Regions from separate parts of the Mus musculus genome. Here region 1 is linked to region 2. Evidence: chromatin contacts called from ENCODE Hi-C or POLR2A ChIA-PET data. All regions are on one chromosome and are shown on one strand. The core of a region is the stretch at or near the end of the contact, and the rest is flanking DNA. Distances in the headings are between cores, read along the strand shown. Region 1 overlaps Msi2 (musashi RNA-binding protein 2). Region 2 holds the start of 0610039H22Rik (RIKEN cDNA 0610039H22 gene).

Region 1 (6,060 bases), core at 1,749-4,248, 80 kb before region 2:
CAAGGAAACAGGCCCATCCCAAGCCGAGAAGGTGTGTATTGACGATATCCATAGATCAGCTACACTGACCAAACTAAACACCCAGGGAGACCAAGCAAACCAATGATACCCACTGGTGCTAGTTGGGGTGGTGTCTAGATTAAGAAACCAGAAAATGACAAAGAAATAACATGGGAGTGTGGCCAGACATCCTGTGTGGGTCACAAGGAGGATGGCTAAACAGAACTCATTGAAGGCTGGAGCAACCTGGGTTTGACAAGCACGGGGGAGCTATCGATACAGGGCATTTCAGCCATGCTATCTGGACTGGGGTCAGTGACGGGACTGTAGCAAGTGGATGGCACCGTGAGACAGAAGTCACAGAGGGAAGCTAGACATGACTGGACTGTGAAGGCTAGAAGGCCAGGTGGAAGAATGTGCTAGATATTCTGACTATGATGACCAGCCAAGGAGGGAAACGGGGCACTGAGATAGTGGGACCAGAGCTCGGGACTGGTGCATGACCACTAGGCAAGGGGCAAGCTTGGCAGGGAGGAGAATGGTCTCAGAAACAGAAACTGTGAGAGGCTTAGTAGAGGCAGCTTTCTCAAAACCCCAGGAGCCTCTAACTTTACTCATACTGGAAATTCCCCAAGAGCAAAAGTCATCTTAAAACTATTGGTCCTAATCAAAGGTTCCTCCAAATCTGCCTGCCATCCCCACCACCACATCCACAATGCTGGGGGCTCCAGACTCACTCTTCCCAGATGGCAAAAGAGCCAGGGGTCCTAGCAAAGGTGGAGAACAGTCAAGGCCACCAAACCATAAGCAGGGATTGAAGTGCTCCACTCACAAGGACTAGAGTGAATTCTGAGACGCGCAGCCTAGGACCTCAGGTCGTTGCCGGAGCCCAGGGAAGGAACAACCACAGAAGAACGTGTGTTTGAAGGCGTGACATCCATCCGGAGCAGCAGAGAAAAATGTAGCATCCTGGCAATTAACAAGGAAGACAGGAACCCAAAGGCCTTTGCCACATTACAGGCTTAATGGCCCATGATGCTGTGGGGGCCAACATCCCCCTCTTGCTGAATTCCAACTTGGCTAGCTTGGCACTGTGCCTGCCTGGCTTGCCCCTAAAGAGGAGATGCTCTAAAGGATAAGGCTCCTGCAGGAGACGTCCTTGCCCTGTGCTGGAAGCTTTTTTGATCAATAAAAGGAATTTCTCTCTCAAGTATGCAGACTCACAGGGATTCCTTTTTTTTTTTTTCCTGTCTCCGGCCTCACAGTCCTGCTTGGAAGTCAATTGTGGGCAGTGGACTGCCTCAGTCTCTTAGCAGAGAATCCTTCAGAGTGGGAGAGGAAGATGTTTGGGGTTCAGATAAACATGGCGCTCACCCACTGCAGAAAGTAGGGGCAGGATTAGCTCCTAGGAAGACATCAGCCCACTTCTGCTGGATGACAGTGACCCAAATCCTAAGGTGGACACAGAAGGGTGAGGGGGTGAGAGGGCAACAGGAATGGAGGGTGTGGTGTGCAGAGTGTGAGGGAATTAAGGCAGGCTCAAAGAAGCCAGGAAGGCTAGACAAGGGCAGAAGAAGGAAGCTAGTCCAGACTGCACTGTTTCCTTGTTACGTGGCCCTATTTGGAAACAGAGTTGTCGAAGGTTTTAGTTAGCTATGTTAAAATGAGGTCAGTGTGGAAGAGGGAAGGACCTGGATCTAATGGGTCTGGGGTCCTAACAAGAAAGGTGGACTGAGGACGCAGATAAGTGCCCAGGGAGGCAGCCATGGAAAGAAACCAAGCAAGCAAAGATCTGAGTGACGTGTCTACAAACCCAAGAACAGCAGTGACAGGCAGCAGGGCCTGTCAACAGCCAGGAAGGAGGCCTGGAACAGGGTCACCCTGGGTCCCCAGTCTGCAGGGCTACCTCTCATCACTGGCCCCAGGGCTGGGACACACAGGATTTCTGCAGCTGAAGTCACAAATCAGTGGGACTTTCTACAGCACCCATAACAAACCTGAGGTGGGGGGGGGGGCCTCAAAGGAGACCTGTAAGGGGCTGCCATCTCCCTGGCTGAGTGGAAGGCACAGTCTGGGCCTGTGTTCCTAATGAACTAATGAAGGCAGGCAGGGCAGAAACAATGGCCTTACACAGCGCTTCCTTCCCACCACCTGCCTTCTTCCCCTCCAGGTCCCTCTGCTGAAGCTCCCCCACCCCCCCACCCACCCCCTGAGGATTAATTTTTAATAAATCAGCACTCCGCTTTTCTGTAGTTATTAAAATTTTAGCCAACAAGTCGTTGAACCTGTAGAGTTAGGGCTAACTAATTACTACCCAACATCTGCCTGGGAGTGACCAGACACCCCCAGGGAACAGACAGAAGGCTGTCCATGTGCACAGGCAAGAGAAGACTGAGTGACATCTGCCCAGTCACTCTGAGCAGGGGTCAAGGGCAGGGAGCGGTTATCCATCCTCTGGGCATGCATATATGCTCACACATCCAAAGGGGGCGGGGGAGGGATCACCAATCCCATTTCAGAGGAATGGAACACTGAGGGGAGGGGATAACTCAGCCTTTGCTTCGGTCCGCAGGACAATCCAACCTGCTTTCCCAGAGAGCATGCCAGAAGAAGCGAGGATCTCAGTGTTGAGACAGCATGCCGCCTTACCCCATCGGCTGTCACCCAAGCACATTCCTGACACAGCCTGGCTGTATCATCCGCCTGAGAGCATGCTACTTTCTCGGCCAATCTTAACTTTTGGCAACAGAGTTTACATGCTACTTAGAGAGCCTATGGTAGCCACACTCCACCGGACCACTGAGACATGGTTTCCATCTACTGGCCCCCTCACCCCCAGCCCTAAGCCTCGCTTCAGCTCTGGGTACCGTATTCTGCAGTTCTCCGAATCCATCCTCTGAGTTGCCCTTAAGTCAGCCAGTGCTGTTCCTCACCGTGGGAACCTTCAGCTCGCTATCCTGCCACAGACTCTGACTTGTCCCTCCAGCTCCTGCTCAGGTCTCAAAGCCCCTTTGGCCCCTTGTACTTGGCATGATGCCCCACTGTCTGCATATTTTCTCTCGCCCACCTTGGGTTACCTCCAATCCTGGTTCTTCATGACTCTCTGTGTCCTATGGTGTTGAGCTACAGGTGCATAAATCAACATATGATTGCAGTTACTTTAAAGACTGTCTAATCAAGTGTGAGGGCTCCACTCTAAGCCCCGAGGTTGCTTAGGTTAGCTTCAAGGAATCTGAAGACAGGAGTCAGGGCCTGAGGACACTAAATTATTGTGACAACAAGGACTCAAAAGCCCCAGACAACTCACTCACGTCTCATCCTGTCTCCAGGCCGCTCCATGCCCTTTTGCTAAAATGCTCTGACCTTGGTCAACAGTCATGCATTGTGTCCTTCACCTTCTTATACCTCACTCCTTCTGGTCCCTTCTCAAAAATCACTGCAGTGAGCACCCTGACAGGGCCTCAATTTTAGCACAAAGGTCATTTGTTAAATGTCACAAGGACATTTGTGAGAAAGTCCCCAAACATGCCAGTTTAACTTCTGTACCAAAGATCCACCTCAAACTCAAGCTCTACTCAGAAGTTTTCTTCCTACTCATTAAACAGGAAGAAGCACACACACACACACACACACACACACACACACACACACACACACACACACACACACACACACAGACACACAGCCTGAATAGCATAGCTGGCCTCTGGGAAACTTCTCTCTAGCTCTTACAATGAGGCAGGCATTCTTCTGGGTGACGCAGCCAAACAACCAGCACTGAGACTGGACTCAAATCCGCCAGTGGCCCTTAAAGGGGCTGCCATAGTTACCCAAAGCAAACAGCCCAATGTCCTTGCTAGGCGCTCAGCATCCATGCACCGGAACAGGCTAGAGAATTCTCAAATTATCCTCCTGTGGCCTGCACAGGGAGCATCTTGCACTCCAAACCTGGCTCAAAACACGGCATCCATAGCAATTAGCAATCCAATTACTCTCTGGAGTTTACAGGGTCCCTTATTAGAGATGTGGGTGGAGCCACTGGGCTTTTGGCAGCTGCCTCAGGGGCAGGAGCAAGGAGAAAAATCACATCTGGAGAGGAGTCTTCATTGAATCTAGAGGTTCTCAATCAAAGACCACAGATATTCTTAGACATGATGAATCCAAGGTCTCCTGACGCTAATTCCAACCTTACTGTCTGGACCAGTGGGTTCTCAACCTGTGGGTCTTAACTCCTCTGAAAACCTCTATCTCCAAAAATATTTACACTATGATTCTTGACCTTAACAAAATTACAGTTGTGAAGTAAAAACAAAACTTATGGGGGGGGGGTTGGGAGTCATTACAACATGAGGAACTATATCAACGCGGCATTAGGAAGGTTGAGGACCACTAGTCTAGACAGTATCAACCAGTTTCTAAAAGCCAACCAAAAAATGCACAATGACTACATGACTCTTGCTATTCACAAATCTTATAATTTCACTGATGCTCTGCTAGCCACTGGTAGACATATGAGTGCACATATACATAGAAACATATATATATTCAAGATGACCTATTTTATAAAAATGCATTTGAATACATGCAGTATAATGTCTGACATATGTTTATATAAAGCCAACATAGATGTATCTACCTGACTTCAACCTATCAAGTCAGAACTCATCTTACTCCCAATGTTTACCGAGTAATCGATTTTTCAAGAGGGAAACAGTGTTTGGAGGACCCAGGACCTCTTAGGAGAAATTTTACCTGAGAAGTGGTAAAGATGCTAAGAACACTTGACTAGCTCCTATTGTGTACAGCCAAGGAAGCCGATGTCTCAGAGCAGTAAAAGACTTTTTAGAAGCTTCTCACAGAACACTTCAAGAGACATTAGTCCCATGAAACGCCCCCCTTAGTAGATTTCAGCAGTGAGACAATCTCAGGTGTCATTACTTACATCCCAACAGCTGTGGGCAGACTGAAGGCTCTCCTCCTCCCGAGGTGGGGAGCAGCACTGACTGACTCAAGAGCAACTCAGAGGATGGATCTGGAGAACTGCAGAATACGGTACCCAGAGCTGAAGCGGGGCTTAGGGCTGGGGATGAGGGGGGCAGTGGTTGGAAACCATGTCTCAGTGGTCCGGTGGAGTGTGGCTTCCACAGGCTCTCTACATAATTCTGCCCAGAAAGATGGTGAGCATGGTAGGAGTGGCCAGTGTGGCATGCATGACAACTCAAGGCCTTCAGAACAGGGCACTGTCATCCTCCTTTCCCCTCTCCATCCGGACAGTGGAATGAATGCCAGTCAAGGCATAAGGCTATGTAAGAAAAGATGATGCCCCAGTCCTAACTCCAAGAGCCTTGGCTGATTCAAGTATGTTCTCTTGCCAAGGATACTTAAATGGTTGCAAATGACCTAGAAGGCAATCATCTGCCTAAAATAAACTCTGAGATGATGCAGCCCCGGGAGCTGCATCAACATTTTTCAGGGAAGATTTGCTGACCTAATACAGCAGGCCTGGGATTTAGCTCTGACTGAGCTCCTTAGCATGGCCTTTAGCGAGTCCTCAGTCAAGACCAACTCTCCAAAACCAGATGGCCAGAGTGGTACTCATTCTGAGAGAGGCAGGGAGGCTCTAAAGAGTCTTGAGGATTCAAGCAATATGGACTCATCCCCACGTGTCTGTCGTCTTTGTCTACCAGAAGCTCCTTGCCAATGACAAAAACTGCACATCATCTTTGTGTCCCCATGGACTGTAAACGTAGAGATGCACACAGTAGTCAGACACTATTGCTAGTGGGAGATGGGTGATCCAAGCTAGGATTCGGATGCCCAGAGACTCCTTAGTTTACACGCAGTGTAAGGTACACAAAGGAAACCTTCTTGGGGGATGTTTCATATCAGTCACACCTCAGCTGCGGATGTGGTGTGTGACTGTTGCGGGTGAGTGCACTTGTGTGTATATGTGTGTGTGGGGGGGCAACATGTGGGTACAAGAGTGCGTGCATGCATGCAAAGGATGGGATAAACCCCAAGTTTCTCCGTGGTTATCTGGCAGATCACCACGGAAAGAGA
Region 2 (6,033 bases), core at 2,187-4,686:
ATAGACCCTTTCCTCCCAAACTGTTTTCTGCCATAGTGTTTTATCACAGCAATAGAAACGCTAATCAAGCAAAGCTAATATCCCAGATTTATGTTGAGAGTATAAAATAGCTCCTTTTTCCCTAGGGGAAGAATATGATCTGAAAATATATATTTAAATATATATTTATATTTAAATATATATTATATTATATATAATATAAACACACATATTATGGATATTTAGGGTTTTTTTTGGGGGGGGGGTCGAGACAGAGTTTCTCTGTATAGCCCTGGCTGTCCTGGAACTCACTCTGTAGACCAGGCTGGCCTTGAACACAGAAATTCTCCTGCCTCTGCCTCCCCAAGTGCTGGGATTAAAGGTGTGCGCCACCAATGCCCGGCAGGATGTTTAGATTTTTAAAATATCACATATTAGTGGTCATATAATTCTATTACCCACTCATACTGCATGTACACACATACATAAAAGCATCTCTAATATATTCACAGTGGCCAGCATGGTGGCTGAGGCAGGAGAATTACTTCAAATTCAAGGCCAGCCTGACCTACTTAGTGAGATTCACAGCAGCCAGGGTAACATAGTAAGACCTGTCTCAAAAACAAATGAACAAATTAGCCATAGTCTTCAACCCCAGTCATGTCACCTGATATACATACTATAAAAGGTGACAGGTATGTGAGTATATTGATATACCAGTGTTATTTGTAAGAAACTGTTAACAAGTTAACCATTCAGTAACAGGAGTTGACCCCACCAAGTATAATCAAGTATAATTCTAAATTGCTATACCATTGAGACAGTAAAAACTTTGTCTTTAGAAAATGGTGAATGGGGCTGGAGGAATGACTCAGCGGTTAAGAGCACTGACTGCTCTTCCAGAGGTCATGAGTTCAATTCCCAGCAACCACATGGTGGCTCACAATAATCTCTAATGGGATCTGATGCCTTCTTCTGGTGTGTCTGAAGACAGATATAGTGTACTCATATAAATAAAATAAATCTGAAAGAAAGAAAGAAGGAAGGAAGGAAGGAAGGAAGGAAGGAAGGAAGGAAGGAAGGAAGGAAGGAAGGAAGGAAGGAAGGGAAGAAAGAAAATGGTGAATGATATGCAGAAAGGTTCATGATACAGTTATGAAAACAAACCAGCAAATGACGTGTGACCAAGCATGAATGCATGTACAGATACACATATATCCATTTCTTTTTTTTGTCTTGACAAAAAGAAAGAAAATGCATAAAAGCCTTAAGAATGGTCGTGTAGAAATGGTAAATGGAGGGACTAAGGGCATTTTACTTTTAATACTGATGGCTTCTCAAAGTTTCCCACATGTTTCTGTAATTGGGAAGAGGGCAGGAGCAGTAGTCAATGTTCTAAGTAAACAAGCCGTAGGAGGCTCTCTGCTCTGTAAATGTCGAGACTGGATTCGAGCATGTTCTCCCCCTCGTCGATGGAACTTGTAATGTGACCCCATCCGCCGTAGGAATGAAGCAGACATTACGCACTTAGCGCATTTGTAGGCACGAGTGGTGCGTTAAGCTGTTTTTTAATTAATTAATTTGAGTCATGAGCATTTGAAAGTGACTATTTTATGGAGCTGAAATTTACATTTATCTCCCATTTTAAAGCCCATTTAGCAAATTAAGAAAGGAAACGGCAACACTCGGGGAAGTTACCGAGCCTACCCGCGTGCATCGTGTGAGAGCAGCTCCGTTGTGGCGCACTCGAACAGGGCTGTTCTGCAAGACCTCTAGAAAATAGCAAGCGCTGTACAAAAGCCTCTGTGAAATACTGTTTTCATCAACAGCCTGGCTGCCTGTGTCTCCATTGTGAGACATCACTGAGGCCCAGACAGCTCAGTGATCAAGAGCTCTGCCAGAGGTCCCAAGTTCAACTCCCAGCAACCACATGGTAGCTCACAACCATCTTTAATGGGATCCGATGTCCTCTTCTGATGTGTCTAAAGACAGCTACAGTGTACTCATATACATAAATAAATCTTTAAAACAAAAACCTGTGTTAAAACCCCTCATAAGCATGGAGAGGGTACTCAACCATCACCCAGTGTTATAGGGGTCTCAAATCAGAGCAGGTGGTCAGGGGAGACTTCTGAGAACCCACGCCTAGACCTTGATCTCAGAAAGAGGAAAAAAAAATACACTAAAGAGCAACCAACACACTAAAGAGCAACCAAGACAGGGGCCGGGGCCAGGGCCAGAGCTGGGGCCAGGATTGGGGGCGGGGGGGGGGGGGTGGTCATCACTGCAAACCGAAAGCATTCATCAGAGCCCTTTCTCCCACTGGAATGCTGGGATACTAAGACCGGTCGTTCTTTCAACAGGAAAGAAAAGCGTAGGCCAACTCTTGCTGGCTCGCTCTGCTCCTTCGGCACAGTTTACTGAAGCGTGTGAGGCTCTGCCTAACATTTAGGATATTTTGATTTAAAATGCAAACAGCAACACTGATAAAGATCGTGGCGCCAAAGCGGGCCCTCGAAGGAAAGGGCACACTAACTCCCCTCCTTCTAACCCTGGATCTCACAGCTACCTAAGCTGACGGCTTGAAATTAACTCATTCAGTTAATAATTCAAAGCCATGGGCTGGACAAGTTTTAACGCCTCAATGTTGGTTTATAATTAACCCAGACCGTGGTGTTCTTAGGTGTTTGATTTTTAATTAGTCTATTGATTAATCAGTCTGGTTAACAATTATTTATTTCTGGGGCCCTTTACTGTCTTCTATTCTTGTTAAGGGAGGGTGAGGGTTACCCTGGCTCCTTTCTCCTCTGAACCCCTCCAGATCACAGTCCCATCATTCTCTAGGGACACTGTAGATACAGTATTGAGACCAGAAAGGAAGCCTGCCCAGCCTGACACAAATGAAGGTACCCCCCCTTTTGTTCATCTGTTATCCTTGGTATCAGATTCTGCTCGCAGGAGCACATGAAATGAAGGAACTCACAGAATGGCACCCTACCCAGGCACAGGCTGGGCCCTCTCATCCCTTCCTTCCCAGTTCAGAGCTAATTGACATCTTGTGTGAGCATTGCATCATGTCCCTTTGCAAAGCCAGAAGCAACTGAGAAGGTGCTACACGCCCCTGCCCCCCCCCCATCTCTCGGGGGACTAACCCAAAACAAATTACTCAGTAATGGGAGGGCCCCTCTCTCTGGCAGAGGCCCACATGTCTGTCTGTTCAGCAGTTTCTTGCCTGCTCTATTTGTAGGGGTTGCAGGGGATCAGAGAGGTCACCACCTCTCTCAGGGTTACAGTGCTCTGTAGCACACAGCTGCTCAGAACCCACACTCCTCCCCGTGACAGAGGAGGAAGCACAGTTAACAACAAGGCTGGTGACTGATGCCCGTTGACGTTCTGGGGTGTCCTCCCTCGACGATCACAAAAAATTAACCCAAGACACCAGCACCAACACCAACAGTCCACCAGGGGATCGAAGCAGGTCCTACCTAGGACAAGTTTTCTCAGCATTCAGCACTATGTCACCAAATGACCAGGAGGCAGCCCAAGATGGAAATCCTTGGTAGAGATTTCCTTTGGAAAATTCCACTGTATATCCATGAAAGACCGATCTTAGAATTCTTATGGAAAAAAAAATTATCTTTACAGATCCCATGCAAGGGTGTCATGGATAACCAGGGGTCCTGGACCACAAAGCAACTCCTCTGGAAGATTCATGTATAGGACAACTCTGGGCTGCAGGAGCCCCTAGGACCTGGGTGAGCTGCTTTAACTTCTTCCTCTCTAAACTCAGCTAAAGACCCGGAACCCTACAGAACCCAGTGTGGATGCCCATCATTGGATGATTGCATCTGCTGCTGGCACCAATCACAGAGCTGCCCAGGCCTACAGGGTACCACACAGTTGGCGGAAGTGCAGGGACCCATGTGCCCAGGCCATGCCACAGACAACCGCAACTGCATCCTTCAATGAAGCTCCAGGTAAAAGCAACTGGGCGTGAGAGGGATGGCAATGTGTGTGCAAGGCTTCTCCCTGGTGCCTTTCAGGTTGGGATTTAGCATCTTCGGGCAGCTACCCACAGGTCCCTTTAACAAGCCTCGGGGGGGGGGGGGGGGACTGGGAGCCACACTGTTCCTAGCCTACAGGAATAGCCTCAGGGCAGCAGCAGGAAGGGCTGTTCCCGTTCAGGAAGCTGTGTCCTTTCTGAAGACCTAGAACCCTGGCCAGGATGGGAGCCTCAGAGTCCACTTGAAATACCCTGGGAAAACACCCCTCCCCAAACTACATCTGTACTCCTCCTCCATCCAACACAGCCTTCGAGTAATCCCCACCACCTGCCGGTTTCTCATTTTCTCTCTTGCAACAACTTAAAATTTAAAAGAAAAAAAAATTTAATCACAATTCAGGAAAACACACCCACGCATCTTGCTCACTAAGCGTGAAAGCCACCACTCCCTCGCTCAACTCAGCCCCTGCTCCACTTCAGAGAGTGGAGGAGAGAGAAATGTCATTTGACACCACAAACGCTGCCTCCTTCTCAACCTGGAGGCCCCACCTGCCGGCATGTTTGCAAGGCTAATTCCAATCTCACTATTTGAATACACTTGCAAGCTGGGAAAACAAGCCAATAGTTCAGAGGATCCAAGGCAAACTCCGTCTGACAGCCCTAGCCCCGACGGCTGCCAAGACTGATTGACTGGCTGGTTATATTTAGAGGTGGAGGAGGAGGGGACATCAAACAGTGTAGGGCCTCCCGAACTCAAGAATGCTGTGTTGAGAACGACAGACTAGCAAATAAACAGCCGACAGCCATTCGGCTACATCATCTGGCATCCGCAAGGCACAGGCTCGCCTCCATAAACTACAGGGAATTTCAAAAGCCACCCACACCATGGCAAAAAAGAAACAACAGGCAATTAGGCCAGGTTCTGCCACAGCATCCTCACAGTTCCTCTTTGGCAGCAAGTAAACAAATAGATATGATCTAATCCTTGCTCCCCATCACCTCCGTATTCTTGCTCTGAGACAGCATGATATGGAGCAAAGACCAAGCCAAGGTTCCATGGTACAAAGAAAACCTTCTGTTTTAAACTTGGCCCTACCAGGATACACTAACATACTCCCTTAATCTCATCCTTCCAGAGGCTAAGGCAGGAGGGTCACAAGTTCAAAGCCAGCCTGGAATAAATATAGAGAGACCTTATCTCAAAACAATAATTATTGTTGTTATTATTATTGTTAATTAGGGCAGGGAGAAGAACTTAGTTGGTAAAGTACTTGTCTTACAAGCACAAGAATTCTATCCTCAAAACCTGTGGGGTTTTTTTTAATTGTTGTCATTTAGCTTTTTATTTTATTTATTTGCTTTTTTTTTTTTTAAGTTAGGAGTGATGGCTCATGACTGTAATCCCAGAATTGGAAGGCAGAGGTGGGTGGATCCCTGGAGCTCAGACACTCTGGCTAGTTCCAAACCAGTAAGTGACCCTGCCTCAATAAAAAGGTGAAGAGTGTCTAAGCAAACACACCCTCGGGCTTCCACACACGGACAAACACGCGTGTACCCAACACACATATAAGCACCAATGGAGGTACAACACCTAACAGGTCCTATGCTATTAACTATTACATGGAGAGGTAGAGTGAGCTAAGTTTTATTTCTCCTCTCCTCTAAAAGACAGAAACAGCAACTGAGTCTAAACAGAGATCGGGATTGTTATTTACAACCCCCAACAGCATGCTTTATAGCATCCTAACGGCTGCTGCACATACGTGATCCCTTCATAGGACAGTGAGGAACGGAGAGGAGTCAGAGAGACTCCAGAATAAAACTGGAAGCCATCAGAACCACAGGCCTGACTCTAAGGTCAGTCAGGATAGATAGTATCCATCACAGGGAGAGTCTCTTCACTCAGTCAGCATCTGAGACGCTTCAACGCGCCAGGCACACAGTACACAGGGGGCTGTGACATGGCTGGGCCACAGTTCAGTAGCAGAGGCCTAGTCTTGCGTGTGCAGAACCCTGGGTTTTATCTTCAACATCAGGGAAGAAAAAGGATT

What was found. A loop is a pair of places that touch in the nucleus more often than their neighbours do. ChIA-PET counts read pairs that join two places held with the same protein, here RNA polymerase II (POLR2A).
Region 1: a map of mouse embryonic stem cell shows a loop between it and region 2 (2.4-fold over the local background). The contact joins the enhancer-like site here to the promoter of 0610039H22Rik in region 2. A Hi-C loop is called at or near these places in 1 of 37 maps with a recorded cell type or tissue (mouse embryonic stem cell). POLR2A ChIA-PET finds 5 or more read pairs at or near these places in 4 of 5 experiments (Patski and embryonic stem cell).

Annotation. Positions count from the first base shown.
Region 1 is chr11:88,536,477-88,542,536 of GRCm38, forward strand. The region is part of intron 6 of Msi2 (musashi RNA-binding protein 2); the gene reads right to left. Among named protein-coding and RNA genes, the nearest start is that of 0610039H22Rik, 80 kb to the right of the region's middle. Within about 2 kb of position 2,999, at least 2 of the 3 ENCODE cell types and tissues checked have a DNase peak (open chromatin) inside an H3K27ac peak, as active enhancers do.
Region 2 is chr11:88,615,815-88,621,847 of GRCm38, forward strand. 0610039H22Rik (RIKEN cDNA 0610039H22 gene) reads left to right here and starts at 3,437. Exons shown (of 3, transcript NR_131025.1): 1 at 3,437-3,956; 2 at 5,358-5,450. The region is part of intron 5 of Msi2 (musashi RNA-binding protein 2); the gene reads right to left.